2 separate regions of the Homo sapiens genome follow, and region 1 is linked to region 2. Evidence: chromatin loops called from intact Hi-C (ENCODE). Cell type or tissue: B cell. All regions are shown on one strand. Links, peaks and the distances in the headings refer to the core of each region. The heading gives the core; the rest is flanking DNA. Region 1 overlaps CDH18 (cadherin 18). Region 2 has its middle 280 kb from the start of LINC02100.

Evidence for each region. A loop is a pair of places that touch in the nucleus more often than their neighbours do. Peaks named below come from ENCODE experiments on the same cell type or tissue, not always from the same donor. Only the 100,000 strongest peaks of a DNase experiment are listed, where the experiment ranks them.
Region 1: a loop joins it to region 2, with 4 times the contacts of the local background. A loop is called at or near these places in 13 of 110 quality-filtered maps.

The regions. Positions count from the first base shown.
Region 1 is chr5:19,609,008-19,625,183 of GRCh38, forward strand. It overlaps CDH18 (cadherin 18), which reads right to left. Exons shown (of 13, transcript NM_004934.5): 6 at 3,427-3,594. Among named protein-coding and RNA genes, the nearest start is that of CDH18, 370 kb to the right of the region's middle. In B cell, for the core only: no CTCF peak of the experiment used is centred there; no DNase peak of the experiment used is centred there.
Region 2 is chr5:18,457,200-18,473,375 of GRCh38, forward strand. No RefSeq gene overlaps it. Among named protein-coding and RNA genes, the nearest start is that of LINC02100, 280 kb to the right of the region's middle. In B cell, for the core only: CTCF peaks have their summits at 9,092 (motif pointing right) and 9,295; a DNase peak (open chromatin) is centred at 9,092.

The DNA.
Region 1 (16,176 bases), core at 2,637-10,636, 1.1 Mb after region 2:
TGGTTTGTGCAGAATAAATAAATGTCAGTGACTTTTTAACCTATCCAAGAATAAGTTATGCAACAACCATAACCCAGAATAAAGTTTTTAAAAACTAGAATAGGAAATGGCAGAATAAAATAGATTACCTTTAATGAAAGAACACACACTAGGGAATTTTATATCTTTAGATGGATGATTTTCTCTAGAAGGAGAAGTACACATCGTTTGTGTACTTTGAGTAGAATTTCAAGCCATAGATGGGCTGATTTGTTTTCTTTCACTATGAGTCCTTTTGTTTTGCTTTGTTTTGTTTGAGTGGCTCCTTTTCCAACACCATGTAGCCCAGAGGTAGGCATCAATTTGAATTAAATAGTAGCTACCCTTGTAGTTGGGCATGCATTATCCAGTCTCTATGCTCCTTTTTCACATTCCTGATACTGACAAGCAGCCTGTTTCCTCCAAGACATTTATCTGACTTGTATCCTAAGCTACTGAGTTTGTAACTCTCTAGAGTAGAGACATTGTAAAGCAAATTACTAGCTCTAATTTACTACCTCTCTAACACTTACTCAAAGCCTATTTACTTCAAGATAAAGGGATAACTAATTACCATGCAATATAACTAGCCTACTCACTTTCTCAAGCATGGTAGATTAAGCATGGAGGAAAAAACACTTTGAGAGAATATTTTTGCAAAATTTGTAGTTAGGGATGTTTATTCAAGTGTCAATTGTAAGAAATATAACTGTCTCAGACAGGTGATGAGAGAAAGAAGTAGAAAGGGCAACTGTAAAAACCTCACATTAAGAGAAACAATTCAACTACTGGATCCATTTGATGACAGGATATGAACTTTATAGAATTTGAGCTGTGTATAGACTTGCGCATGTCATGGTATTTTGTGAATACAAGTCCTTATATTATTTCTTTTCTCCAAGCAGTTTACAATACTTCCCCACTAGGTACATAGCTGTTTAATAAGCTGCAATTTATGGATAAATTAAAGAGCACTTTACTACAAGCTACTTTTGTCATGGTGACACCAAACTGTTGCAAAAGCAGAATTGTTTTGTTCAAATGGAGTGCGAAATAAAGTATCTTTTAAGAAACCCCAAGTGTAAACTTCTGATTGTGTAGTGCCTCCTTTTCAAAACTCTAAGAACACCTTGAAATGCAGCAGGATTTACATCTGTCAGTCATTCTGCCAGAATGTTACTGACTGAAGAAACATAGAATTCATTAGACACAATGAGTTAACTCAGAGAGTATACACTTATTCTGTTTTGTCAGGTAAAGTGATTATTTTCACTGTACACTGATGCTTCAACAATGACACTATTATTGATCAACATAATAAAATTAGGAACAAATATCTCTTTATTATATATCTATATTCATCTATATGAATAATATTCCTTATATCCATCACAATTAAAATTTTCTGTACATCTGCAAAGTCAATCTTAATAAACCTGTAATTTTAATAATTATTTTAGGAAGAAATGGAGAAAAAGAGAGAGTGGGAGATGCTATATTTACTACAAACTAGCATTTACTGAATCCTATGATTTACAACCTGAGTTTTCTGTCTATTAAGGCTACAATATGAATGTACATCTTTAAAATAGTGGTGGTAGAATCTATTTGAAAACAAGATAGGCAAGTTGGTATCCTAAATTATAATAAAGAGTATATTCTGTTGAGTCTGAATTATCGCTTATTATCTTTATCTTCAACTTCAATTGTACCAATCTATGAAATAATAACATTTACCTCATGTATATGCACATTGTTGAACTAAGTGATAACATTGATACAAAAGTTCATCCTAATCTGCAAAATGGTTTAAAATTTAATTATATTTTATGGCTCAATAAAATATGGACTTACCTATGATATATACTTTCTTCATAGAGCAAACGCCACATGAATGCACCAGGTAACATTATCTTATCTCTGGCATCAACATTTTAAAATGATTTTTATTTAACTATGACTATGATTTGCATGTATTTAATAATAATCTTTTAATAATGATGGTTTGACAGAGTATTTAAATTCAACTAATTTACTCACTAAGAATCATTTATCAAATGCTGGGCCCTCACTGGGCTGAACACCTAAGTTCGCAAAACAATTAAGCGTCTTCCTAGAGGATCTCATAAGTGGAAGGGGATCTATGTACCTGCAGAAATTAGTATAACATGAACAAGCACGCAAAAGTGCTGTGCAAGGGGATCTATGTACCTGCAGAAATTAGTATAACATGAACAAGCATGCAAAAGTGCTGTGCAAGAGGGAAAATTAGTATAACACGAACAAGCATGCAAAAGTGCTGTGCAAGAGGGAAAAAAGAGTGAGTAATTCTGCAACAGGAATTAATTGCAAAACTGTTCTAATTCTGCAACAGGAACTTCAGAGAAACTTGTAGCAGGGATTTTAACAAAGGGCCGTGAATAAGGAAAAATTTTAGTTGAAGTAAGGACGTACAAAGTGTTATTATATTTTAGGAGGAGGCAGTATTCCACAGTGTCTAGGCCTGAGGTGTACTGCAAATGCTATTAAGAGACAAGAGATAAAGTTGAGAAAGGCATTTCGCGCTGATTTGAGAAGAGCCTGTATGACGTACCAAAGGATCTAATTTATGACAGTTTTTAGACATCATTTGTAAGAGGAACATAAGAGACAACTCCTCTGTAGGATATTTGTGATTATTAGTGACTGTCGTATAAAATGTTATCTATAGTATCTTCCATTTTTAAAAACTCAAATATATTATAATTATATCCTTTACATTCAGAACATGTCATAAACACCATCTCCCTCCAAACCCACAGGATTCATATTTCTCCTCTCCCCCCAAAATTGCCTACTGAATTATGCTTTCTGTTTTCAAGTCTTATATTTTACTCTGAGACCTCATCTTATCATATTAACTTCAACTTGCTTTTGGATGATGCGTGTGTGTGTGTGTGTGTGTGTGTGTGTGTGTGTGTGCATACATGCATGCATTTGTATACAGCATTTATTCATAACATGAAGAATTTTTTTAAAAAATTCAGTCACAGAATGTATGGAATAATGTTGCATGAAAAGAATGTTCACATCAAAATACCTTTTCAACATCTCCATGAATACTTTAAGAATATACAGATACTTCGCCAAAGGCAAGATGCCATTTTTTAGTACCACCACATCATTTTTAATATTTAACTTGATGCCAAATGAAACTCCAACTCTGAACACATTCCCAATTATTTCCTAGGTTCAGAAGACAATAGCTGGAGTGATTTCATGAGTCTTACATGAAGAAGGGTGATCATATAGTACAAAAACAGAACAATTCCACTTAAGAAAACAGTAACATAACACTGTTCAAGTATTTCATTTTACTTTACATAAAGAGATAATGATAAATTCAAATCATGGAAAACAAATACGTACTTTGAGGAAAGCGTGGTGGGTTGTCATTGACATCGGTTAAGGTGATGTTGACTGTTGTAGATCCTGAAAGCCCTCCAACTTGCCCAGCCATGTCTTTGGCTTGAATGACTACGGAGTAATGTTCTCTGGCTTCTCTGTCCATGTTATGTAAGGCCGTTCTAATAACTCCTGTAATAGATATATTTTAATAAACAGTATGAGCTATATAATAAGCAAGTATCAACAAACATACACATACATATTTTAAGAAATGTCTTTTAAAATAGCATATTTTTGGGATAAAGTCACACGTCTGAGAAAAACAATATCTTACCAATGCATGAATACTGTCTCTTTGAAAAATTTACTTATCCCATGCCCCAAACATCCTATTAAGTAAATTAAGATGTCTATCTCTCTGCATTCCTTAAAGTAGATGGTCCCTCGGCCGGATGCGGTGGCTCACGCCTGTAATCCCAGCACTTTGGGAGGCCAAGGCGGGTGGATCACAAGGTCAGGAGTTTGAGACCAGCTTGACCAGTATGGTGAAACCCCGTCTCTACTAAAAATTAAAAAAAAAAAAATTGGCTGGGCGTGGTGGCGCATGCCTGTAATCCCAGCTACTCATGAGGCTAGGCAGGAGAATCGCTTGAACCCAGAAGACGGAGGTTGCAGTGAGCGGAGATCACGCCACTGCACTCCAGCCTGGGCGACAGAGTGAGACTCCAACTAAAAAAATAATAATAATAATAAGTACATGGTCCCTCAAGGGTAGTCCTGCCACCCTATTCCTAGTGCTAGTGTGCTGAACATTTTACAATTTGAGCTCCTCAGAAGTTTCAACTAAGGTGGTCATATTGATTTAAGCAGAGGCTAATTTTCATCTTTATAGAACAATTTACATAGCTTCCTGGCAGAGTTATCAATGTTTAATGATGGAAAACATTTGAGGAGTTTGGACACTTAAACAGAGATTATAGGCAGGAGGCATATTAACACGTATCAAAGACTAAGAAACTCACTATTTTTGTTAGAAAACAACTTTAAGGAGAACTAGATCTAAGTATTTAGGCAAAATAAAGAAACTGATAAGGTTTATTCTATAAATCATCTGTAAAAAATCACATTTTTTATCTTAGTAGTGCAAAGAGGGACGTTTAACATTTTTGCATGATGAACCCTTGGATTGAATAAAGAAATGAAAAATATTAAATACCCATCTGTGATTACGCATACATAAACACCCACCTCTACATACATAAATTTAATAGCTCTGTTAATAGAGTCTTACGTTTTAAAGTTAAAAACGCATATTCTGGAGGATAAAGTTTACTCAGGGTATATTAACTATGCCATAACATAGAATATTGTCCTCATGTCCATGAGATAGATTATAAACATGTGTATAAATATCTGTATATCTATGTGTATATATGTATTTATATGTCCATCTATATATGCATATAATTATAAAATATAAACATATTTGATCCTTCAAACATAAGTCATTTTTTCATAAATGTATTTTCATTAAAAATATTTGAAGCATGTCATCTTTAATAAATACACCAATGACTTTCAATCAAACTCGCACTTGATTAGTTACAGTACAATTCTTAAGAAGTTGTCAATTATAACTGTTACCTATAGGCTTTACCAAATACTTTTACAGACAATATCTTAATTTATGAGAAGGAGTTATATATTTATGTTAAAAATAGCCTTTAAAAGCAGAAAGGAGTATTCAATGACTTGTTTTGTCATATTTTGAATATAAAAAAGTAAATCACTATTTTCTTTTTTTTCTGAATTGATTGGCTAAGTAATAATGACTTTGAGAGGAGAGCCTCAGGTATCAGAAAAGAAGATCCCATAACTTTCACATATTGTGAACATATAATTGAGGGAATTCAGAAAAATTTTCCTGAAGCTAAATAGAAATGAAAATTATTCTTATCAAAATAAATTATAATAATATTATAATAAATGATTCATCTAACTCATGCATATGAAAAAGCCTCAAGCACCCTTATTAAAAAAACAATGTTTTATCTTACGATAATTACATTAGTAGGAATTGAATTGATACAGAAATGAACAAGCAAAGAACTTATGAAAGAAATTTATATTTTCTACCACTTGAAAAAAGTAAAGCTGTCTTTCCTAAGGAGAATTAATTATAAATAGGACTTGTCTTTGGTGGGGAGAAATATGAGATTATTATCAAAGATAAAGGTTTACAATAAAATCATTAGTGAGTTTTGCAAAATAGATATGTAAAGGTAAAACTAAGTATTATGAAGTGAATGACACATATCTACAACCACTTCCAGGATGAAATGGGAAGAAATTTGCCAGCCAAATTTGCTCATGGATAGAAAAGACCATATCCAAAACGGACACATACTTCTCTGAAAGGATTGTCTCGGGATTAATTTAAAATCACAACTCTTGGCTGGGCGCGGCGGCTCAGGCCTATAATCCCAGCACTTTGAGAGGCCTAGGCAGGCAGATCACGAGGTCAGAAGATTCAGACCATCCTGGCTAACATGGTGAAACCCCGTCTCTACTAAAAATACAAAAAATTAGCTGGGCGTGGTGGCACGAGCCTGTAGTCCCAGCTACTCAGGAGGCTGAGACAAGAGAATTGCTTGAACTTAGGAGGTGGAGGTTGCAGTGAGCCAAGATTGCGCCACTACACTCCAGCCCGGTGACAGAGGGAGACTCCATCTCAAAAAAGAAAAAAAAAAAAAATCATAACGCTCTCTTCAGGATGGCCCAGCTGCATGTGCTTAGCTATGACCCCTCCTAGAGACATATAGATAATCAGAAAGTGTTACAGCCAAATTGCCATAGCAACATGATTTCAGTAAAAGATGATCACTTTCTAACCTGGAACCCAGACGCATTTTCTGGGATCACTTAAAGTACAACTGATACACAGTAACTTCTTATTTCTCCTTTTAAATAGACTATATTTAGAGCAATTTTAGGTCCTTTCACTGTAAAATTGAGCAGAAAGTACAAAGAATTCCCATATACCCTTTACTTCCTCCATGAGCACAGCCTCCCCACTAACAGTATTCCATACCAGAATGGTACATTTGATACTATTGATGAGCCTACATTGACACATCATTACTCTCCGAAGTCCAGATTTTACAACAGGGTTCACACTTGGTGTTGTATATGGTATGGGTTTTGACAACTATGGCAACATTAAACTACTTCATAGTATCAAAAAGAATAGTTTCACTGCTCTAAAAATTGTCTCTTCTCTATCCCTCCCCTCCCTCAACCCCTGGCAACCACGAATCTTTTTACTGTCTCCATAGTTTTGCCTATTTCAAATGTTATGCAATTGGAATCATACAGTTAGCCTTTCAGATTGATTTCTTTTACTTAGTCATATGCATTTAAGATTTCTTCATGTCTTTTCACAGTGTGGTAGCTCATTTCCTTTTAACTCTGACTAATATTCCATTATCTGCATGGACCACAATTTATTTATTTACTCACTTACTGAAGGGCATCTACTTGCTTCCAAGTTTCAGTGATTAGAAAGAAAACTGCATAAACATCTACATATGGGTTTTTGTATAAACACAAATTTTCAACTCATTTGGGTAAACACAAATAAGTGTGGTTTCTGGATTGTATAATGAATTTATCTGAAATTGTGAACAGTGTTGAAATAAGTTAGGGGAAAATGGCAAACATTTATATCTTACCAATATTGTGATAAAAAATTTTTAAATTAAATTCAAGAGTAATTCACAGCCTACGTTCCATTCTCACAATGCTTAGCATAATAGCTGTCTTTTTTTTAACCGAATAAAATATATATTATGAGTAAACACACGCCTACATCCTCACCACACAGATACATACATTGATTCCCCCCCACCCAAATTTTATGCACGAAGCTACATTTGAACATAGTGAAAACATCAAGCAGAATGATCGTTTTAATTAAAAAAATTGGTTAAATGTGAAGCTATACAGGCAAAATGATCATATGCAATGATTTTCTCAGGAAATTTTCAGATTACCTTGTCCTAGCTTAACTATTGCAATGCTCCTTTTCATTTTAAACAGTGTGGCAGTTTGGATGATCAATTATTTTGTCATTCTAACTTTTAGAATATTGTTATTGGTTTTCAAACTTGTGTTTACAATTATCCTGAAGTTTCCTCAATGATCAAATTGCTCATATTTCAGTCCCCAGAAATTTTGATTTAGTAATCTGAAGTGGGACTGGCTTACACACATCTCCAACAGACTATTGCGTTAATCTCTTCAGGCTGCCAGAACAAAATACCATAGGCTGGGTGGTTTTAAAAACAGAGATTTATTTCTCACACTTCCAGAAGCTAGAAAGTCCAAGATCGAGGTACCAGATGATTTTATTCCTGGTGAGGTGTCTCTTCCTGGTTTGCAGATGGCCACCGTCTTACCATGTCCTCACATGGGCTTTCTTCTTTGCAAGCACTGAGAGGAGGATGGGGAATCTCCTTTTTTAAATTTTTTTGAGCCACTATTTTCATCATGAAATGACCTAATCTAAGCCTAACTACATTCCAAAGGCCTCATCTCCAAATACCATCATATTTGGGGTTAGGAATTCAACTTATGAACTCTAGGGAGGTCGGACACAAATATTCAGTTTGATTTGTGTGCAAGTGGTTCAAGACCATATGTTGCTGAATAGGCAACAATTAAAAAGGCAAAGTCCTGCCATTATGTTTCCATGCATTTCTTCACATTTTATCTTCATCATGTCATGCCAACAAATGTATATGTATAGGGATCAAATAGGCACATAATATACAAAATGATGTGCATTTTTCTCAATTGTAAAAGGTAAGCCAATGGATAAAGATAGAATAAACTATATAGACATAGTCCAAGTAAGAAAGTATGTTTTATTTGTTTGGTTGGCCATTTCTGTCATGTATCCATGTATCCAGTATTTGCAAAATAATTTACCCTTGTCTTTGATAAAATCTTACTAAGGGAACACTGTGTAGCCTTTCCATTTAGTACATTTTTAAAGCCAAAAATACAGAGCAGCAAAATTAATTTCCATAAATTACTGCATTGTGCATTTGTTTAAAAATAAAATGCTTCTCTTTTCAATACATCCTAGGTAAATGGTTACGGCATATTCTAAATGTTTGTTGGAAAGGCTTCACTGGCAATGTTTACTTCAAAAATTTTAACTTGAATTGTTGCCTCTTATTCTCTTGTGATGCTGGGTTGAATCAACAAGATGTGATTACCTGTGTATCATTTTGTTTTGTTTCTTATTACTTCCCTGGTAAACAATTGTAGGTGCCCGATTGCCTGCAAATTACCTCTGACTACTGTTTTCCAATCACCTTGATATGTAGGGGCTTGTAATTGGGAATTACTCTCTGCTGTACACAAGTTCATAACATTGAAAATGCATCTGTGATTATAAACATTACTTGTTGAGCTTGAGTCACTAGCCTACCATATGTTTATGCCTCCTGACTAATAATATTCATATAGCAGTAGATCCTCCAAAATGTTTTCTTGCATTTTTACCCACTAAAAAGAATCCAAGATGAAAATGTTGTACACATTTTGTTTATTAGATAATACCACAGAAGACTGCAAAATAAAAATGCCTAACGGGCTAGAACAAATAAACAAGCCTGCACATTTAAATTCTTACAAAAACCTCCAAGGTAGACACACATATTTATGAGAGAAAGTGGTAAGGTTCCTTCTATGTCTAAACTACACATGTGTACTTCTGCTTATTTTTCTTTCTTTTTTTTTTTTGAGACAGAGCCTCACTCTGTCACCCAGACTGGAGTGCAGAGGTGCGATATCTGCTCACTGCAACCTCTGCCTCTCGGGTTCAAGTGATTCCCCTGCGTTCGCTTCCTGAGTAGCTGGGACTACAGGCATGCACCACCATGCCCAGCTATTTTTTGTACTTTTAGTAGAATTGGGGTTTCACCATGTTGGCCAGGCTGGTCTTGAACACCTGGCCTCAAATGATCCACCCACTTTGGCCTCCCGAAGTGCTGGGATTACAGGCACGAGCCACCGTGCCTGGCCTACTTTTGGTTCTTTTTCTTAATTTGTTCAGTTTTTCATTTATTCATTTAACATCTATTATTTTACAGAAAATGGGTAGGACTCCCAGTGTTTCTCCAATGGGACATGTGGACCACTTAATAACTAAATCATGTAAAGTGCTCATTATCGTGCAAATCTACTCACATCTTCGACCTACTGAATTAGAATCCAGGGCAGTGGGTCCCAGGCATAAGTTTTGTGACAAGTTGCCCCAGAGATTCTTGTGAATGTACAAATTTGAAATATCTATCTATTTACCCACATATGGTACCTGGCCTTAAGGTTCTCATATTTCATTGGAGGATCTGCTTATGCAAATTAATATGAGTACTAAGAGATTTCGATATATGTAAAAGTTTCATTAACCATTTTCTAAATGAAGGCACTAAACATCTTGGCAGCAGTAAGTCTTCTCTTCAACTGCCTGATTATGGTGATTTAGGTACCTATAAAATTCTTTATGTTATCTACACAATTTATATTTAAGTATTTTAATATTTAGTATATTATATGCTATATATATTACACATTCTGAATTTTCCCAAACGATTTTATGAAGATAATGCATCTTCCATAAATTCTTGTCTGTATAGAAAACAAAAATAATCAGACATTTAACGGATGCATATCCATCAGCAGCATAATCCAGAAATCTGTTTTCTTCATTCATCATTGGCAATTCGAAGTGTGCTGAATGTGTTTCTACTCTGTATAAAATGTGGGATATAAACACATATAAGATACAACTTACGAAGTTGAAATGCTATGATTAGAATGTTCAATGATATGGAAACAGATATGCAAATCTGTACAGTAATACAGAAAACATTTTAATAAACACAAAACACAGACTTCAGAGACCATAGTGATCACAATGGAAGCATATGAATGAAGAGTACCTGTGGGGGAAGGCCATGTTTGTAGGCTGTGAATTGCATGGAGAAAGCAGGGTATTCATGGAAAGGGCACTTGACATGAACCCAGGCTTGGGGTCTGGAATATGCATGGCAATATTGGACAGTGCACAAATTTAGCTTCAGTGGAAAGTGTTAGTGAGACAATGGCAGAGATTAGGTACTCAGTGATTAAAATACACCTTACATTTAAAGGTTAATTTTAATTTTTACAAACATTCAATATTTTGTTTCTCAAGTGGCTGAAAGTTTAAATAATTCTACTGCTGCCCTTGTGGAAAGTCAAGATTGACCAAACTTCCCTATTTGTCAGTCACTGTTACGGCTGCGGTTTAGCCAGGGTATGGTTGTCTCTATCTCTACTGGTAAATTTAGCACATTTGTGACTCCAAGCTTCCAGTGGGTGATGGATTAAAACCTCAGATTTTATTTTACTTATAAAGAAAAATATATATGAAATTATATTAGACACTGGCATCTTAAAATTTCTTCTAAAACACAAGCTACTTAGCTGCAAGCTTGATGGATTAAAACCTCAGATTTTATTTTACTTATAAAGAAAAATATATAAGAAATTATATGAGACACTGGCATCTTAAAATTTCTCCTAAAACACAAGCTACTTAGCTGCAAGCTATGACTCATGGAATTAGCAATCATAAATTCATAGAGGTAGACATTTTTATGCTTTAGTAGGAAGATTCAATACTTCTCTATATGTTTTTTCTCTTCCTACCATGAAAATTGATGGTGAAGTAGTTTATTTCTGCTGAGGAGAAAAGGAAGGATAATTCACATGTTTTCTGTAGAGAATGTGAATTAAGAATTCCTTAAGGGAATTCCTTTAGGGTATATACGTCGTGTATTTATTTCCACACACTCTATTAGAATGTGAAAAGAAAAGCTCGAAATGTCAATAACTCCTCTCAGATCACAAGATTACCAATCTGGAAAATTTGAAATCATACCCGGGATTTCCTGACACAAAAATCTTCATGCCACAGTGGCATTAGCTCAAGGAATTTAGCCCTTGTAACTTGCAGAGTTTATAGGACAGAGTTGGTGTATTTTGAGAGGGAGAGATAGAGAGAAAAGAGAAATAAAGAGGAGGAGAATAAGGAGGAAATGAAGAAGCAGAATGAGAGAGGGGGGACATGATCATAAAAGTGGTCACTATCTAAGAATTTGAAAATATACATCAGGCAGATGTAGTTATTTTAATACATCACTAAAGATGTTTCAAACTTAGAATGCTTTTTTTTATTTTTGCTTGCATTTTATTTCTGTTATTAGTATTCAATGTGATCTGTGTTTTCAAAAGCTCTGTCTTTCTTGCTGATATATTTAATAATCATACTGATAAAATCATAGGGCTGCCCAGGGATTCTGCAAAGGGCTACTCTTCTCCAGATTGCCAAACCTTCAGCACAACTACTCCATTCAGCAAAATGGAATTTACTAACAAATTTAGATAATTTACTAAGAGCATAACAGATGCTCCTTGACTTACGATGGAGTTGCATCATAATAAACCCATTACAGAGCTGAAAAATGGTAAGATGAACTATCATGGGTAAGAGACTATCTAAATATGGCAAAAAAGAAAATTAAACTGTAGACTTTCACAATAGGTTTACCTGTGAGTAAATATCATTAGATAGCACAGGAAAGTATCACTTTTCTGCTTAAAGAGGTGTAATTTGCCACTCCCTCTTGATATGAAACTCATTGCACATAGTCAGAAGCCCTGTGGTTTAGCCTAAACAAGAACCCAGGTTTTTTTTTTTTTTTTGGATGTAGAAATTGATGTTTCTGGATCATAAGGCAGTTCTATTTCTTAATATTGTGTTGAATTCCTATGCCGTTTCATTCCCACCAACAGTATGGCTCTCCAACCTCATCAACACCTGTCTTGTTTTTTGATGATAGCCATCCTAGCTAGTATGAGGTGATATCTCCTTGTGGTTTGGATTTATATTCTTCTGATGACTAGTGTTGTTGATTATCTTTTTATATACCTGTTGTCCACATCCAATAGAATTATAATCGGGATCTCATAGAGATACCTGCACTCCTATGTTCACTGCTGCATGAACCTCAAAGACATTATGTAATGTAAAATAAGCCAGTAACAGAACAAATACTGCATGATCTTACTTATATGAGGAATCTGAAAATGTCAAACTCACAGTGTCAAGAATAGAATAAATGGTGGTTTTCCAGGGGCTGAGTGAGAGGGAAATGAGTTGTTGCTGTTTAATGTGTATAAAGATTTAGATGTGCAAGATGAATAAGTTCTAAAGGCTGTACAACACTGTGCCTACAGTTAATGATACTGTATCGGACACTTAAAAATTGTTTAAAAGGTAGTTCTCATTAAGTGCCATTACCACAATTAAAAAACAAAATAAAATAAAACAGTAAATAATGCAGCCAGTAACTATATATTGAATGGGACATTATTTTTTGTGCTCTTAGTCACATCCTTCTGCTTTCCAGAGTTGATGGAGCATATAGAATTCTGTTGCCATGTGTGCATTCATGAAATCATTCACACATTTGTCTTAATAATTGTTGTTTCTGGATGAAAAAATAAGAAAGAAACAGCTATGGGATCCTGCTTCAAATATTTCTCTACTGTTGGCCAACAGACCCTCAAATAGACTTTGAAAGGATGTCTGTACCTTGGCAATGTGATTTCAGAAGCAGCCTCTCCTGGCCAGGTTAGATTCTAACAGCATTGGAATCAAAGGTCCGCATTGTAGGGAATTTCCTTCAAGAGATGGCAGAAACATGGTAAGTAAACTCGGGTTACTGAAAGTTCTGATGCCAACTGCTCAGGATACAGTCTTTTGTATAACAGAAAAAAGAGTGAGAACTGGAAAAATAAGGTCCATCTTGTTTCAAGTGGCCATTAGCCCTTAGGATCTTCTCTCTGTAGAGAACCAACTATCAATGCTACTATCGCTACCATTTAGAGAAAATGATCTTGGCTTGAGGGATTAACGAAGCCTCCTATAAATTCTTTGACAATAGTCCCATCAGTCATCTGGGTCTATTTGCCTTCTCCTTAAATTTGTGCTGGCCTGTGACTGCTTTAATCAAGGCAGTACAATGAAAGTGACATTAGCAGTTTTTGCTCTGTTCTTGAGGGGTTTAGAAGCTGCTGCCTTGATCTCTTTAGCCTGTGAGCTTTCTGGTAAGTGATCTAGCTAGATTGTTAATGACACCATGTAGAGAGGCTCTGCAATCACATGGAGAAAGTGAGGCATCCAGCTGGGCCTAGTCTCCTAGCTGTTCCTACTAAGGCACTAGGCATCTCACTGCACCCATCCTTGAACTTCCCTGGACCCATCCTTGAACCTCCACACAAGTTGATATGTCAGATGGATGCTTTACCCAGTATTCCAAACCAACGTCATACGGATTAAGAAATTGCCTAGACAATCCCTGCTAAATTTCCTGGCTTCCAAAATTCTTGTTTTGAAAGCTCTCCATAGTAGTTTGATTTACCCCAAAGGAAAACCAGTTATGTTTGGTTTTCTAGATCAATTGCTAAGACCATTAAATCATACTATATATTGTGTACCTACCATGTCCTCTTGCCTTCCTCTCTTTCTGCCTCTCTTCCTCTCACTGTCTCTCTCCAGAAATGGAGTGCATGACATATAGAGAAACAAACATAACTCACAAATGGAATATTTCAGCTATGGTCCATTGTAAGCATATTTCATGAGTTCAGGTATATGTTGTATTTAGAGGATAAGCAAGTGAAGGAAAATGAACCTGACCTCCAAATAATTGCTGTTTAGTCAACACATAGAACACGACTTCCTGTAATTAATGAATAGTTATAAAGAATTTTAGCATCAGGAAACTTACACTCTATGGGGAGTATTGAGATTATCTATGCTATTTATGGGATACTATTAATCAAGAAAATTAGAAAGATAACTAAAAACATTTAAATATCCTATACAAGTTATATTTCATTTCTAGATTTAGTTAAGTATGATTTCCCAAAATAGCTTATTCATGTGGCTTATAAAAAATTTGTGTGCTCAAATTGCAAACCCATATGAGAAATATTATCATATAGACATATGATGCTTATTTATTCATTGGCATATTTTTATCTTATTCTGCTTTTTTTTGGTTTTTGCTTTGATGGTTTAAATGAGTTCAAAAGATGAGATGCTTTATGTAGATTTTTTTAGTCACAGTTACTATTAGAGAAAGGGTATTTAATATGAATGTCACAAAAACACTTGGAATACGTGTTGTTGAGACAACTATATTTAGAGTCATATAATTTTAAATATATTAAAACACTACTATATAAGTATATACATATATCAATGACCATCTAGTTCCATTAGTAATGATATAATTGACAACATAGGTCCATAAGTAACTGAACATTGATGATTTCTCCTGCATTACCAATTTAGTTATTGTGACATCTGGTTTCCTAATTTATAAAAAATGATTTATTTCTCTTTTATATCATGATTTAATTTATAATGCATTATGTCACACTCCATTATTATTATTATTATTATTATTATTATTATTATTATTATTGAGATGGAGTTTCACTCTTGTTCCCCCAGCTAGAGTGCAGTGGCGCCATCTTGGCTCACTGCAAACTCTGTCTGCTGGGTGCAAGTGATTCTCCTGTCTCAGTCTCCCGAGTAGTTGGGATTGCGGGCGTGCACCACCATGCCCAGCTAATTTTGTATTTTTAGTAGAGACTGGGCTTTGCCATGTTGGCCAGGCTGGTCTTGAACTCCTGATCTCAGGTGATCTGCCTGCCTCAGCCTCCCAAAGTGCTGGGATTACAGGTGTGAGCCACCACCCTGGCTGCCATACTCATTAATCTAAAAAGACATGGCCACTTTCCAGCAAGTTGGCTGTCATGTTAGGCATGCTATATGTATATACAATATATGAATATTATTAAAGCATGCCTACATATCATATACATGTTATTTATGTCACATGTAGCAAATATGCAGCACTGAAGTAAACACATATATCTGATTCCTAAAATTATTAAGATTTCAGAGATATGTATATGCTTTTTTCCTTTAGCATATAGTTTTAAGTAGAGTCCAGAATTGGGCCAAAGTAGCCAGAACTTTATACACCCTCCTTCATTCTGTCACTGGATGAGTGCTGTCCTGGAAATGGTGCCACTTCAGGAAAGGTTGAGATAGTTCTGAAGGAGCTGACAGCTGGAAGTGTGCTGCTGAATGCACTCCCCATGCTGGAGAGCAAGTTTTTCCCTAAAGGAAGCTCAGGACCACACGTCTCTATGTCTACCAGACAGCAAACCTGCTTTGTTCCCCTTAATCTCTAGTACAAGCCCTTCCGATGTTGATTAAGGTTGCATGCTACACTGAAAATACTAAGGATAGAGGTTAAGCAAGTGTGAGATCATGAAGAGTGGCCTTGGATTCCTTTATCCTGAGAGCTGTAAACAGTTATTCATTCCTTCAATTGGTAGCTATAGAATGCCCTCTTGAATCCAGGCACTGTTCTAGGTGGAGAAAATTGCTGCCCTTGTAACGGTGGCATTCTAGGAAGGGCAGATTAGTGAAAAAAAAAAAAAGATAATTAAATCATACATAATAATACCATATATAGCAGATTAGTTGTGGTTAATGCTCTTATTTTCTGTGGTTCTCATGTTGCCACATCCAACAGGTAATTGCTGTCCTCATACCACCCTCAGTAATAC
Region 2 (16,176 bases), core at 5,458-13,457:
CCTTCTAGTCTGTGGTCCTCGAATATCGAAGCCCCATTAGCGTGAAGATAGAGGATAGTTCAGCCGTAGTTCATGTCTCGGCTAATGTAGGTGACTGAGGAGAAGGCGGTTGAGGTATCTGGTGTATAATGTATAGCTTTGTAATAACGGCTCTGGGAAACTAATACACAAGTGTTTAAAATTTGTATACATCAAATTCATTATTCACTAAAAATTGGAAAAATGATTTTCTAAAATAATAATTTTGTTACTGATGACATTGCAATTAATGAAGAAACTAATTTATCTGAAATATTCCACTAGTGTAGAAAATGTCCTGATTTTCAGTTGATTTAAAATATATATATTACTATTGCACAACACTCTAATTGAGTGCAATAAAAACATAATTGAGTTTTATTTTTATGTTATGCTTTCTTTTTTATAAAAGAAATCTTGGGAGGCCGAAATGGGCAGATCACAAGGCCAGGAGATCGAGACCAGCCTGGCCAACATGGTGAAACCCCATCTCTACTAAAAATACGAAAATTAGCTGGGCATGGTGGCGGGTGCCTGTAGTCCCAGCTACTTGGGAGGCTGAGGCAGGAGAACTGCTTGAACCCAGGAGGCAGAAGTTGCAGTGAGCCAAGATCTGTGCCACTGCACTCCAGCCTGGGTGACAGAGCAAGACTCCATCTAAAAAAAAAAAAAAAGAAATCATAGTAGATTAAAGAAATCATAGTAGATTAGAGTTCAAGATATAATATTTAGACATTATTTATTTAAAGGAAAATAGGAATTAGTTACATATTTTTTCTTTTAGCTTTGTAATGCCAAGTCTTCTAAGTCTCTCTTCAGTTATTCCAGATAGCAACAGTTTAAATACTCCTGAGGTTTTCCTCAAATGCTTTGCCTCATTTAAAAAAATTGATTGTAAAAATACAAAACAAATAGGAGTATACAAAATGCGGAAGCATGTTTATGAGTTAGTTATGGTTATTTTCATTGCTCTATGCTTCAAATCTCTATGGCTCAGTTTAATGGTGCCTGAAACCCAGATGGTTATGGACATGATAATCAAGATGCATCTGCCTCACTTGTTTACTCAGAAACCCAGACCAACAGAGGTTCTGTTGTCTTTGGAACATGACTCCCAAAGTCAACCAAGAATATTAAATCATCAGGTTGCCTAAGTTGATGGCAATCCTTGCAAAGTCCCTCTTTTTTTTTTTTTTTTAAACAAAATGTGTACCACTTGTTGTCATGCGTACTTTGAGAGAATGACTGGTCCAGGTTGAACAGAAGAGTTAAACAAATGAGACAGAATTCCTCAGTATATCTGGACTTGAAGTTCTTCAAGCAAGCTCTTTATTTCCCTAAAATCTGATGAAACTGTGAAATAAAAAGACAAAAACCCTCACACACAAATCTTATAAAATATGGAACAGGACCAGGATTTTTGCAATTAAAACTCCCCTTAAAAAGGAGTTGACCACCTTGGTAAGGTTCCTTTCTTGAAGTGGAGAAGTTCTTCATCAGACCCTGATTTTGTTCCCTGGAAGTCATCTTACATCCATTATCCACCCTGGCTACATGTAAAGTGAATGTTTGGTAACAGCCCTTTTTTGGTGTGCTACGATTTTTCCACAGATCTACAGTTTTTCAGGCTGTTTTTTTCTACATGCAAGCGTAGGCCCAAGTGGTGTTTTCCTGCTTGAATTGCCTAAGGTTATTTTAGTCCTAGTTTTATGATTCTTTGGTAAATATAATTGCCTAAAAGTGTCAGTGAGCTTCTAGGGTCTGCTTCCATATAATTCCATCAGCCTGTTTCTATCTCCAGACTTTTTACCTATTCACAAAGTCACTATCATCTACTTATCTTTCTTTCTTACAAATAACCACAGCAACTTTGAGACTCATCTCACTTTGTCCTATAGTTGAAACACTTTCTTCAACTGAAATGTTTTATTGGTTGCTATGGTTTGGCTGTGTCCCCACCCAAGTCTCATCTTGAATTGTAGCTCCCAAAATGTCCATGTGTTGTGGGAGGAACCTGGTGGGAGATGATTGAATCATGGGGGTGGGTCTTTCCCATGGTGTTCTATTGATAGTGAATAAGTCTCATGAGATCTGATGGTTTTCTAAAGAGCAGTTCCCTTGCACACATTCTATTGCCTGCTGCCATGTAAGACGTGCCTTTGCTCCTCCTTTGCCTTCTGCCATGATTGTGAGGCCTCCCCAGCCATGTGCAACTGTGAGCCCATTCAACTTCTTTTTCTTTATAAATTACCCAGTCTCAGGTATGTCTTTATTAGCAGCATGAGAATGGTCTGATTCACTGGGTATTGTTACTCAAAACCATTTTAGACAATGTTTGTAATTGGGCCCAGCAGGACTCATCCTTTTCAGTTGCCATGCCTTTGAACATTGAAGTTTCTATGTATTCCATATGATTATTGTTTAAAACCCAATCAGCTCCTACCTGTGCTCATTTCTTATTCATAATACCTTGCCAAAGGCAAATGACAACAACATTCTGGTTCCTTCCAATCACTTCATGCAGAGATACAGGCTTAAGCACATTAGGTCTGTTTTCTATGCAATCTCACTTTATAACATAGACAATTAGTCTGGCCATTAAGGAATTATTGCATATTTATATTTTTATAAAGGCAATAAACCATTTTAAGACAACAATGACTGACTTCTTACTAGACACAATAATACAAGCTCAATAAATATTTAATGAATGAATTCCTTTCTTTCATTTGTAATTTGAAGAATGTTGTCAGTTTTTCATAGTCTACCCCAAGAAAGATAATTTTATTTTATAGAGAAATTTAATAGAATAAGTTTGTATTTCATTGTTATTTAAAGACCCATATTAGAATTACATAGTTTGAATTTTATTGTACCCACTTCTCATTCCAGATTTTTTTTCTCTAATTATAAAACGAACATAATAACTTCAAAGTGTTAGTGACCAAAGAGTATTCCAAAACATGGAGGGAGACATCAGTTTTCTACTGAAAGCAACTCATTTTTAGACCTCAAGAGATGTGTGAATTCTCAGGAAGGCTACTCTGGCACTGTCTAAATTTCTATTTCTCTTCATGTTATTTATTCCATAGGCCAAAGGTTTTTTTTGTGTGTGACTACATAAATAAATGCACCTGCATTATTTTTCCTTGTGTAATTAAGATTGTCATTTCGTATGCACCATGAGTGCCCATTTTCCTTTACATGTTCCAAGGCCTTGTATCTTTGTGTATATCTTAATATTTACGTTGATTGTTGAACTGTTCCTCCTTGTCTGTATTAACGAACCATGTGATTATCCAATTACATGTAATGAAGATACATTTAAATCTGTGATTCTATAAACAAACATTTGAAAATGTCAACCACAAAGATTGTAGAAATCCTCTGTTATCTGTTAAATATTGTAGAAATAGTGTGCTGTAAAATGTTGAGATATATGTTTTCATAAAGTGTTGCTCATGTTGACAGTTTTATGAGTTAACATTCCATAGCCTTCCTGATATCTGACAGTTATATTTATTCATGCTGCATTCAGTCTGATACCAGAAAAAATTTCTTCTATTGATGAATGTGTGTGCCATGGTCCCATTTCTTAGGGTGACAATGCAAAAACTATTGAAACTACAGTACCATATTTTTGGGTGTCATCGTTTTTCATGATCGACTTCCAGTTTTGTTGTGTTCTGTGGAATCAAATGGGAAAGGATGTGTGTGTTTTTTAAATGCATATGATCCGAGGATCATTTTTTCCTAGTAGATGTGACAAAATTCAGTTTTAAATTATCTTCCATTTCCTTACAGTTATGATTTATGGCTCCAAAATAGTGCCAGAACTTTTGGCAATTTTCTTTTGTCTATATATATTTTTTATAAAGTTAAGTTTTTAATAAAAAGCTTAATATTAGGTCCATTTTGGAGTTGTGAGTCATATATATATATATATATATATCCTGATAAAATACATGGTTCCCAAGATATTTAGTCAATTCAGTTCTCTCTCTCATGTCGGTCTTCATATTTCAAAATGAAAGAATCTTCAAGATGTAAGCATACAAATCACACATAAGAAACATCTAAAAAAAGACCTCAAAAATGTATACAGAGAGTTCTATTGTCAGCAAAAATGGAGCAAGCTCACTCCAGCCTATTAGTCCTACTCTTCGCAACAAGAAACCTGGATTCTGGAAAGCTAATAACAGCAAGCAGACTGGGACAAAAAGTGAAAACTGAAGAAAGACCTGCATGCTGGTGAATTTCCCATTTTTTCCCATCATGTGTCTCCTAAGTATGGCTAAACTCAAGGAACTTTGAAGTATATGTGCACAACAAAAACTGCAATTTAAACAATAAGCTGGAGAGTTTAGGGTAAAATGTTTTTTTCTCCCTGTCCTACTCCAAGGACAACGTCATTTATTAAACTGCACTGCTAAAGTCTTGCTGCAGACAGCTAACACCTGATACAGAACAACTGCATCTCTGGCCAGAAGGACCAGGTAGAGGAGTCTATATTGTCCAAAACGTGTGGGAAGAGTCCTGCTATTTTTCTCCCTCTTTTCTCTTGCTACTTTGCTCAGAGTAAAACTACAATCCTCTGGAAATTTGCAATGAAGTGGATGTAAAGGAATTAAGACTCAGAGAAATCTTTGTTTTGAACTAAAGAAATCAAAGTAAGTGGCCCTTGGCTTCTGGAGGTTGTCAAGGAAACACTGGTGAGAGGAAAACTTGATCCTTTGATCCTGCAATTTTGTGTGTGAACCCATAAGAATCTCAGACTTACTCTTGAACTTGCCATTCACACAACAGCCTCAAAGAAGCATTGCAAAGGCTTGAGAGCTAAGTATTCTATGAACCATGTTTAAAATACGACATCCCACAGAATTATCCAGCCCATGGACAAACTTGTACAGCTCATAAGCTAATAATGTTTTCTACATTTTTTAAAAGGCTGTAAAACAAGCAAGCAATCCAGCAAGTTTGCAAACAGACAATTAATATGCAACATGGACCATATGTGAGTCACAAAACCTAAGATATTATATAGTCCTTTACCCAGAAAAAATGCTGATCCCTGATAGCCATTGTCCAAATCCAATACTAACCCCTAAATAGCATGTGCACAGGGTGGCACAAAGAGCACAGCATACTAACTTCAATTTGAATTGTAAAGACTAGTTACGCATCTCTCAAGTTCTAGAGCTATCAATTAAACAAAATAACAAGAGATACAGACAGCACACTATTGTCTATATGGTCTATGCACAATTCTATACACAACCCTAATCAAATCTCAGTAGGATATTTTGCAGATATTGATAAGCTGTTTCTAAAATGTATATGGAAAAGCAAAGGGAATACAATCCTCAGAATAAAGGAAGTGCACATTTTCAGGACTCATATTTTCTGATTTGAAAACCTACAATAATGCTACAATTATCAAGTCACAGGTAAATATGACAGAATAGAGGGCCTGGAAATAGATCCAAACAAAGATGATCAGTTAATTTTTGACAAATATGAAAAGAAAATTCAATGAATAGACCACTGCATTCAAAAATGGACTGTGATGTTTGTACAAATATCAAAAATATGAAAGTTGATGCACACTTCACAATTTATATGATAATTACTTGAAAATATATCACCCTCATCAGATAAATGCAAATCAAGGCTATAATGAGATGTTATCTCACACCATTTAAAATGGCTTATATCCAAAAAACAGGCAATAAAAAATGCTGGTGAGAATATGGAGAAAAGGGAACCCTTGTACACTCTTGGTGGGCATGTTGATTAGTACAGTCACTATGGAGAACAGTTTGGAGCTTCCTCAAAAAACTGGAAACTGAGCTAGCATGTGATCCAGCCATCCCACTTCTGGGTATGTCCCCAAAAGAAAGCAAATCAGTATATCGAAGGGATAGCTGCACTGTTTGTTGCACCACTGCTCACAATAGCTAAGATTTGGAAGCAATCTAAGCGTCCATCGACAGATGAATAGATCAATTAAATGTGGTACGTATACACAATTTTGTATTATTCAGCCATAAAAAAGAATGAGATCCAGTTATCTGAAGTAACATGGATAGAATTGGATATCATTACGCTAAGTCAAATAAGCCAGGCACAGAAAGACAAACACTGCATGTTCTCACTTATTTGTGGGGTCCAAAAATCAACACAATTGAAATAACGGGCATAGAGAGTAGGAGGATGGTTACCAGAGGCTAGGAAGGGTAGCGGGGATCTGGGGTGGGGGAGGTAGGGATGGTTAATGGATACAAAAAATAGGAAGAATAAATAAGATCTACTATTTGATAGCACAACAGGGTCACTATAGCCAATAATATTATGTTGGTGCTAAAGTAATTGTGCTTTTCCTGCTGAAAGTAACGGCAAAAACCACAATTACTATTGCATCACCCTTATATCTTAAATAACATTTTAAAATAACATGAAGAATGTAACTGGAGTGTTTGTAACTCAAAGGATAAATGTTTGAGGGGACAGATACCCAGTTCTCCATGATGTGTTTATTTCAGGTTGCATGACGGTATCAAAGCATCTCATATACTCCATAAATATATATACCTACTACATATCCACAAAAAAAATAAAAATGAAAAAAGAAATGCATTATGAAGCAACATGTAGAACGTAAAAGTGTAAAACTTTTAGAAGAAAAATTGGTAAAAACTCTTGTGAGTTTTTTTAGCAAAGTTATCTAAGATACCCAAAGCACAATCCCAAAGACCACATTATTAAATGGACTTCTATGATTATGAAGAACTTTTGCTATGCAAAAACAACTCTAAGTACAAAAAGACAAGTATGTGTATCCAAATATATAAAAAAATCAAAACCCAACAATTAGAAAACAAACAATCCATAAATATTGGACCAAAAATTTAAATAGACACTATACCTAAGAAAATATAAAGATGGCAAATAAGCACATGAAATTTGTATCATCATTGGTAAGTAGGAAAATAGTAATCAAAACTGTAATGTGATGTCATTATACACCTACTAGAATGGCCAGAACAATGTATGTGTCGTTGTTGTTTTTGAGATGAAGTCTCACTCTCTCGCCAGTGGAGATTGCAGTGATACGATCTCGGGTCACTGCAATCTCCACTTCCCAAGCTCAAGTGATTCTCTTACCTCAGCCCCCAAGTAGCTGGGATTACAGGCATGCACCATCATGCATGACTAATTTTTGTATTTTTAGTAGAAATGGGTTTCACCATGTTGGCCAGGCTGGCCTCTTAACTCCTGACCTCAGGTGATTGACCTGCCTTGGCCTCCCAAAGTGCTGGGATTACAGGTGTGAGCCACCGCACCCAGCAGGAACAATGTATTTTTATGTGTGATGATAGTAAGTACTGACAAGGATATGGAGCAATCAAAACTCATATTTCTTATGAAAACACAAAATGCTACTATACACTTTGATAAAGCCTTTCACAATAAATTATAGACTTAAAAGTGCATTTACATGAACAACTCATCCTACTCCTAGGTATTCAGACAAAGGAAATAGAAACTTATGTTCACACAAAGCCTGCAATAGTTATTTATAGCAAGGTTGTTCATAATCATCAACAACTGAAAACAACCTTGTGAATGGATATACAACGTATAGTACATTCGTACACTGAAATGCTGCTTGGTAATAAAAAGAAAGTAAAGATTGATGTATACAACTACATGTATAAATTTCCAATGCATCATTCTAAATAAAAAAATGCTAGATTCATACTTCATAATTTTATTCATATGGCATTCTGGAAAAGGGGCAGCTACTTAGGACAAAAACAGATCGATTGTTGCCAGAGGTAAGGCTGGGTTCGGGAGACGACTATAAAGGGATAATAATAAAAAATTCCAGAGGGCAATGAAACTGCTCTGTATCTTTATTCTGGTGGTAATTATACAACCCTATGCATTTTTCATAATTCCTACAACTATTAATCAAAAAGTGGACATTTATCTGTATGCAACTTTGAAGCTAAATTTTACAAACATAAGGAAGATAGACATGGCCTCCCATCATTCTCATAAGGTTAGGGATACTAAATCATCCCCATTTAAAAACTGAAAAAAAAAAAAAAAAAACTGAGGCTTTCATTAGTGTCATAGTGAGGACATACCTGGCAGAGCAGGTGTCCACCTTTCCAGCTTCACATGGGTTTCAATTAATTAATTAATTGTGTTTACTTTTAGAATAAACATGTTTTGTTATAGAATTTATATTTTCTTCTGACCACAAATGTAAGACTCTTTGCTACAGAAAATTTAGAAAATCTAGGCAAATCGAAAAGAATTAGAAAACAATTGTGTGCCACCACCCAATATTGTATATGGAAAGAAGAGTGGCAGAAGAGTGAAATTGACCAGCATAATCAATGTATTATTCTTCACATTAGCTTGGGGACAGAAGGACCATTGTAGATTACAGGGCATATCTCAGGAACATAGTCCATGTGGTTGGCAATGCAGAACATATGGGCGGCAAAACAGGACACGTTCAGTCAGCAGAGCAGGAACCCCACCATCTCATGGAAACACCGGCTACGTTTACTTATTGCTCTATCAAGCAGATTTACTGAATTATGTGTAATTTCTGACAGAGTATATTAGACCAAAAGATTGTGACACAGATTGAAACTTAGAGTAAAATGTTCCCTTACTTTTAGTACGTTGTTCAGAAGCTTTATTTCACAGAGATAGCATAGGCAAAAGTGAAAGACAGGCTGTTCACTCTGCACTCTTGAAATGGCGTCCATTTCTTGCTTCTTGTATACGCTAATTGTACTCTAAGTCGGTGCAAATTGTACTCTAAGTCGGTGCAGGGTACAAATGTATTTGTTCAAAGAAAGAGAAGCAACATAGAACTAATAAATCATATGACATATACAGTGCTTTCTTTCCTGATCAGACACAATATTTTCAGTGCTGTGACTGGCTGGGTGGTATCTTCTTGCTTTGTTTTGTTTTTTCCCCAATAGTCCTGAGACAGTACTGGAATCTCAACTAATCCCAACCATTATTTGCTGCCAGCAGAGGGCAGTAGAAGGCTTCCACAGGACGACTTGAAAGAAGGCTTCTAAGAGCTACTAAGCATAAGAGGGTCAGATTAGCAAATAAAAACCCCATCAAGACCAGGGACACTGACATTTGAGGAGGTAAAAGGCACTGCGACAAGAATTATGTGACGTATGCAAGCACAAGCTAATAGTCACAGAGGGGTGGTTCAGTCGCATAAAGGACTTGATGTATTTATTCGTTCATTCTCCCACCGAGTTATGTATTTAGCACCATCCAACCTGACTACAGTTTCTTCATTTACTGAGGTTCTATAGTGCTGATAACAAGCTCATAAGATATATGAAGACTGCTTAGTGCTATTTGCAAAATATCACTGCAGGTTTTTCTTTTAACTCTAAAATCTCTCAAAATATAAGACAGGACTATTTGATCATCGCATTTTAGGAAAATAATTGCCACCACTATCATTAAACCAACTCCCTCTGTACAGGTGCACACCAGTTGTAAATAGTAGTCTAATTCCATGTATCTTAAATGTAAAAGAAGTGTTTTTCTTAGAATTAAAGAAATATACTAAGACTCACCTAAGTGTTAGGCATATATCCACAATATTAAATGAAGGTGAATCATTTATCACACAAGCATGTAAAAGTGGTGAGCCCACAGCCAGGACAGGAACAAACAATGCCTTCTGGCAAGTTTCACTGAGACTTGAAAGATGAATTATCATAAGGTAAGAGTTTAAAAGGTTGAGCTAGGACAGAAAACCCTGCTGAGAGACAAATAATTCTCAAAGAAACTGCACGTGCAAATCTTCTGACACAGGCAAAAGTGTGGAACACTCAAAAAACAGAATGCAATCCAATGTGGCTGAGCAGAGAAAGTGATGGGGAGGAATTTATGCAATGAGACCAGGGAACTAGATCCAGAAAGAAGCATATGGGGTCTTGTGGGCTTTGTTAAATATTTTGGAGTTTATTATAATGCCATTTGGAAACTATTAGATGGATTCAGCAGAAGGAAAGTAAACAACATAAAATTAGAGTAAAGCAGTGTGTTTTCAAACAAAGAGCAAAGACTTGGGGACCACCATAATTGGGTGTGAAACTTGGCTCTACCACTTACAGACTTTATGGCCTTGGCCAAATAACTATATTTTTTCATGTCTAACACCTAACAAAATAAGTAGCAAGCAGAAGTCAGAATTCACACCCAGGTGTGTGCGTGTGTGTGTGTGTTTGCGTGTGTATACAGAGTCATAAAAACTATGTCATTATCTCTGATAGTAATTGTACTGTGAGTGGCATCATTTCAAGTGCAGACCTTAGCCATATAATTCTTTGATTGATTGATTTAGACAGAGTCTTACTCTGTCACCAGGGCTGGAGTGCAGTGGTGCGATCTCAGCTCACTGCAACCTCTGCCTCCCGGGTTCAAGTGACTCTCCTGCTTCAGCCTCCCGAGTAGCTGGGATTACAGGAGCTGCCACTACGCCCAGCTAAGTTTTTGTATTTTTAGTAGAGACGGGGTTTCACCATGTTGGCCAGGCTGGTCTCGAACTCCTGACCTCGTGATCTGCCCGCATTGGCCTCCCAAAGTGCTGGGATTACAGGCGTGAGCCACCACGCCCGGCCAGCCATATAATTCTTAAAGTGTCAGATGCCAGAGGCCAACTTTAGATTTTTGTCAACATCTCTCTTAGAGGAGTGGACAAGTAAAACATAACACAACTACAAATTAATAACAGCAGTGATCCTTTTTTGCTCAACCAAGACCTCAGCAATTGTGGTTGGAAAAAAGATCACGGTGGAATGACTGTTAGCAAACTACACTTGGGATCTGAGAGTATAAATCTGCATGGCACAGAGTAGGAGGCCTTGAGTAGGTTTCTATCTCTGGAACAGAACTATATAGTAAAACTCTCTACATCAATGTTAGCATACCTGTTTCAAAATCAAGACAACAGGCAAATTCAAGGAGTGTGGAAAGTATTGAGATGACTAAACAAGGATGGAAGTAAAACTGAGAACAGACACATTACAAAGCCAATCTTATATACAGGTTTTAATAAGACTAGAGCTTTGGTGGCCAGGCGCAGTGGCTCACACCTGTAATCACAGCACTTTGGGAGGCCAAGGCAGGTGGATCACAAGGTCAGGAGATTGACACCATCCTAGTTAACATGGTTAAACCCCGTCTCTACTAAAAACACAAAAAATTAGCCGGGCGTGGTCGCGGGCGCCTGTAGTCCCCACTACTCGGGAGGCTGAGGCAGGAGAATGGCGTGAACCCGGGAGGTGGAGCTTGCAGTGAGCCGAGATCGCGCCGCTGCACTCCAGCCTGGGCGACAGAGCAAGACTCTGTCTAAAAACAAACAAAAAAAAAACAAAACTAGAGCTTTGGAACATGTATACAAGGTCACATTTATTACCCTTTTTTCACAGACAGCTGAATACTACTACCAATATAACAAAATCCACTAATTCTAGAAATTTACCCACACACACGCTTTAACAAATGCTTTAGTTAATTTATTTGCATAACTTCAAATACATTATCGCTGAGTTTTTCTGCCATGATTATATTATTATATGGTATCAAAAAAGCTAATGAAGTGGTAGCACCGACTCAAACTATTACATTTACAGCATTAAAAAGATAATTTCTCTAATTGAGGTAAATAGCAAAGTAGTTTTAGATTGCTTATCATAAAAACAATGATCAAAATGAAAAGAAAAAGTTATTCCAATCAATTTTAAGCCAAAACTATTGTGTGTGTGTGTGTGTGTGTGTGTGTGTGTAGTAATAATGGTAGTTGTAGCTGCTGTCATAGCAGTAGAGATTGCTGTTGTAGTAGCAGCAATAGAGTTGCATCCTTAACAAGGGTTAAATCAGAGATAGGGTTTGGAGACAGAGGGTAGAGTTACAATTGTACATGGTCAAATTTAATTGCCCTGGACTGGAAATTAATACACCAATTCCCAATTCAATAAAACAATTTTTTTTCAACAGCACAGACTCAGAAGATATTTAATTTAATATCTATTTGGAAGCAAATGTCACTGCTTATACTCAAATACTTGTCCAAACTTAAGAGAACAATGCCTATTTCCTAATATACAACCCACCCTTTGTCACCTGAAATGTTTTACTGAACTGTCTGAACCTTGGTGTAAAGTGGGAGTTGCTAAAAAAAATAGATTAGAGAACTTTATAAGCAGATATAATAATAGGTTATAGAACTGTATAAGTGTTATCTATTAGGTTCTTAACTATGAGCTGACTGCAAAGTTATCCAACAAGTAGACTGTAACCTCTAGAAAGAGAGAAAAGGTCTGACTGATTTTCTATATCCTCATGGGACATAAATGTACGTGTGTGTGTGTGTGGGTGCGTGAATATACTTAAAATCATATAACAAGACTTAACTTTTTATCATGGAACAATAAAAGCAATTAATCTTCCATGTACCACAAAATCTTAATCAATGCTTAAAAAGTGTCTCACAGACCACATTATGTGACTTTACAGTTAAACAAGGTAATAATTAATACAAACTAGAAGAGCAATAAAACAAACAAAAAGTAAACGTATTCAACTATATATTTGTCCCAAGCCTGCAAAACACATATTGGACCCAAAAGTACATCAAACTTTAACTAAAAACAAACAATTTATCTGTTAACAACAATAACAATTTCACAAGACCTAAAATATTCAAAGCTGTACTCAAAGAAAAAAATTATACTATTGAGAAAATTTTATTTGTGAAAGCATACTTTTATTATTAAGCTAGACACTAAAAGAACTAAGAAATTAAAATAAGTAATATATGATAGTAAACAATATTATAAATAAAGCAGGGATCAACAAAGATGAAAGTTGGAAGTAATCTGCTATAACAAACTCAAAAAATAAATAACCACTAGAATTTAGAAGTAAAACCAAAGACCGGCTTTTTGAACAGAATAATAATCAACTGATTGTAAAGAAGAAATGAGAATAATTAATATATTTTAAGGAAATCAAGAAATATATTGAAGTAGTAGTATCATTTCAACAGTGATTACTCTGAGGAAATAGTGAATGTTTTTAAGTTTACCGATGCATTGGAAGTTGGAAATGAAATTGTTTAAAGCCTTTTTATTGTCTTAAGTGCTGAGTTTTCAAATAAGAACAATAAATATATTCTCCCTTTGAAAATTGTCAATCTGCTAATTTCATATGGACTAATTTAAAAAAATTGTAAGTAATAATTGAAAAGTGGCATAAAAAGTAATTCTTTACTATGAATTGAAAAATCAAGTGATTTAAAACACGTTATTTTAAATTTTAATTTGTCCTGTATGTGTTATGCATTTGTTGCTAGTGATGATCATGTTTGTGAGGAAGACAAAAATAATAATTTCAAACACTTTCTAGACACCGATATAATCTAAACTTAAATGTTTATAAATTATATCTATGTTTTATATCATCTGAATTATACTTAGTTAATTATATACCAATTTATAATAATTTACTTTATTGGATAAATACAAGTTTTGATTTATTTTGGGTGAATACATTTAAAAATATTTATATTATATATTGTTTTCACCCATAAATGTCAATTGATGTAAATATCGATTCTCATGAATATATCATAAAGATTTTTTTAAGATGCAATGCAATGTTTATGATTAATTTAAAACATTTCTCATTGTAGCCTAAAGTAACTTGAATGATTTGGCTCTTTTCTCTCCAACTGCTTTTTTTTTTTTTTGAGACCAAGTCTCACTCTGTCATCCAGGCTGGAGTGCAGTGGTGTGATCTTGGCTCACTGCAACCTCTGCCTCCTGGGTTAAAGGGATTCTTGTGCCTTGGCCTCCCAAGTAACTGGAATTATAGGTGTGCACCATTGTGCCCACCTAAATTTTGTATTTTTAGTGCAGACAGGGTTTCACCAGATTGCTGAGGCTGGTCTTGAACTCCTGGGCTCAAGCAATCCACCTGCCTCAGCCTTCAAAAGTGCTAGAATTACAGGCATGAGCCACCACAACTGCCCTCTAATTGCATTTTGTATTTTCTTGACATTATTCTGTCTTTTCTAATCTTTCAGTAACTCTAATGTTTGGTATAATTTTTCATGTCTAGCCATACTGCATATTTTTTGGCTTGAAATTATCTCCTGGCACATCGTTGTGGAGTCCAATTTCAATCTTTCCTTACAAGAGAAGACCCAAACCAACAGATTTTACTTGACCTAGAGATATACTCTATTGCCTTGTAGTTTGGTTTAGTTTGAATTAACTACCAACATGTAATTTACAGTATATCATGTACACATTAATATGTCAAATTTGTCTTGAAAAATTCAAATACCTGGCAAAATAGGGCCCTAATACTCATGACATTTTAAAAATCCAAAGCTGATGAGAGTCTCTGTTATGTTTTAGATCTTAATTTCCAGCACTCTAAGTTGCCTTAAGCATCACTGCGTCATCCATTCATTTACATGATCCATCTGACCTTTGTAAGAATCTGAGTCTAGAAGAATCCATCATCAGAGGAGGAGCCAAGATGGCCGAATAGGAACAGCTCTGGTCTACAGCTCCCAGCATGAGTGATGCAGAAGACAGGTGATTTCTGCATTTCCATCTGAGGTACCGGGTTCATCTCACTAGGGAGTGCCAGAGAGTGGGCGCAGGTCAGTGGGTGCGCGCACCGTGCACGAGCTGAAGCAGGGCGAGGCATTGCCTCACTCGGGAAGCACAAGGGGTCAGGGAGTTCCCTTTCCTAGTCAAAGAAAGGGGTGACAGACGGCACCTGGAAAATAGGGTCACTCCCACCCGAATACTGCGCTTTTCTGACAGGCTCAAAAAACGGTGCACCAGGAGATTATATCCCGCACATGGCATCCGAGGGTCCTATGCCCATGGAGTCTCACTGATTGCTAGCACAGCAGTCTGAGATCAAACTGCAAGGCGGCAGCGAGGCTGGGGGAGGGGCGCCCGCCATTGCCCAGGCTTGCTTAGGTAAACAAAGCAGCCAGGAAGCTGGAACTGGGTGGAGCCCACCACAGCTCAAGGAGGCCTGCCTGCCTCTGTAGGCTCCACCTCTGGGGGCAGGCACAGACAAACAAAAAGACAGCAGTAACCTCTGCAGACTTAAATGTCCCTGTCTGACAGCTTTGAAGAGAGCAGTGGTTCTCCCAGCATGCAGCTGGAGATCTGAGAACAGGCAGACTGCCTCCTAAGCGGGTCCCTGACCCCTGACCCCCGAGCAGCCTAACTGGGAGGCACCCCCCAGCAGGGGCAGACTGACACCTCACATGGCCGGGTACTCCAGCAGACCTGCAGCTGAGGGTCCTGTCTGTTAGAAGGAAAACTAACAAACACAAAGGACATCCACACCAAAAACCCATCTGTACATCACCATCATCAAAGACCAAAAGTAGATAAAACCACAAAGATGGGGAAAAAACAGAGCAGAAAAACTGGAAACTCTAAAAAACAGAGCGCCTCTCCTCCTCCAAAGGAATGCAGTTCCTCACCAGCAACGGAACAAAGCTGGATGGAGAATGACTTTGACAAGCTGAGAGAAGAAGGCTTCAGACGATCAAATTACTCTGAGCTACGGGAGGACATTCAAACCAAAGGCAAAGAAGTTGAAAACTTTGAAAAAAGTTTAGAAGAATGTATAACTAGAATAACCAATACAGAGAAGTGCTTAAAGGAGCTAATGGAGCTGAAAACCAAGGCTCAAGAACTACGTAAAGAACGCAGAAGCCTCAGGTGCCGATGCAATCAACTGGAAGAAAGGTTATCAGTGATGGAAGATGAAGTGAATGAAATGAAGCGAGAAGGGAAGTTTAGAGAAAAAAAGAATAAAAAGAAATGAGCAAAGCCTCCAAGAAATATGGGACTATGTGAAAAGACCAAATCTACGTCTGATTGGTGTACCTGAAAGTGACGGGGAGAATGGAACCAAGTTAGAAGACACTCTGCAAGATATTATCCAGGAGAACTTCCCCAATCTAGCAAGGCAGGCCAACATTCAGATTCAGGAAATACAGAGAATGCCACAAAGATACTCCTCGAGAAGAGCAACTCCAAGACACATAAT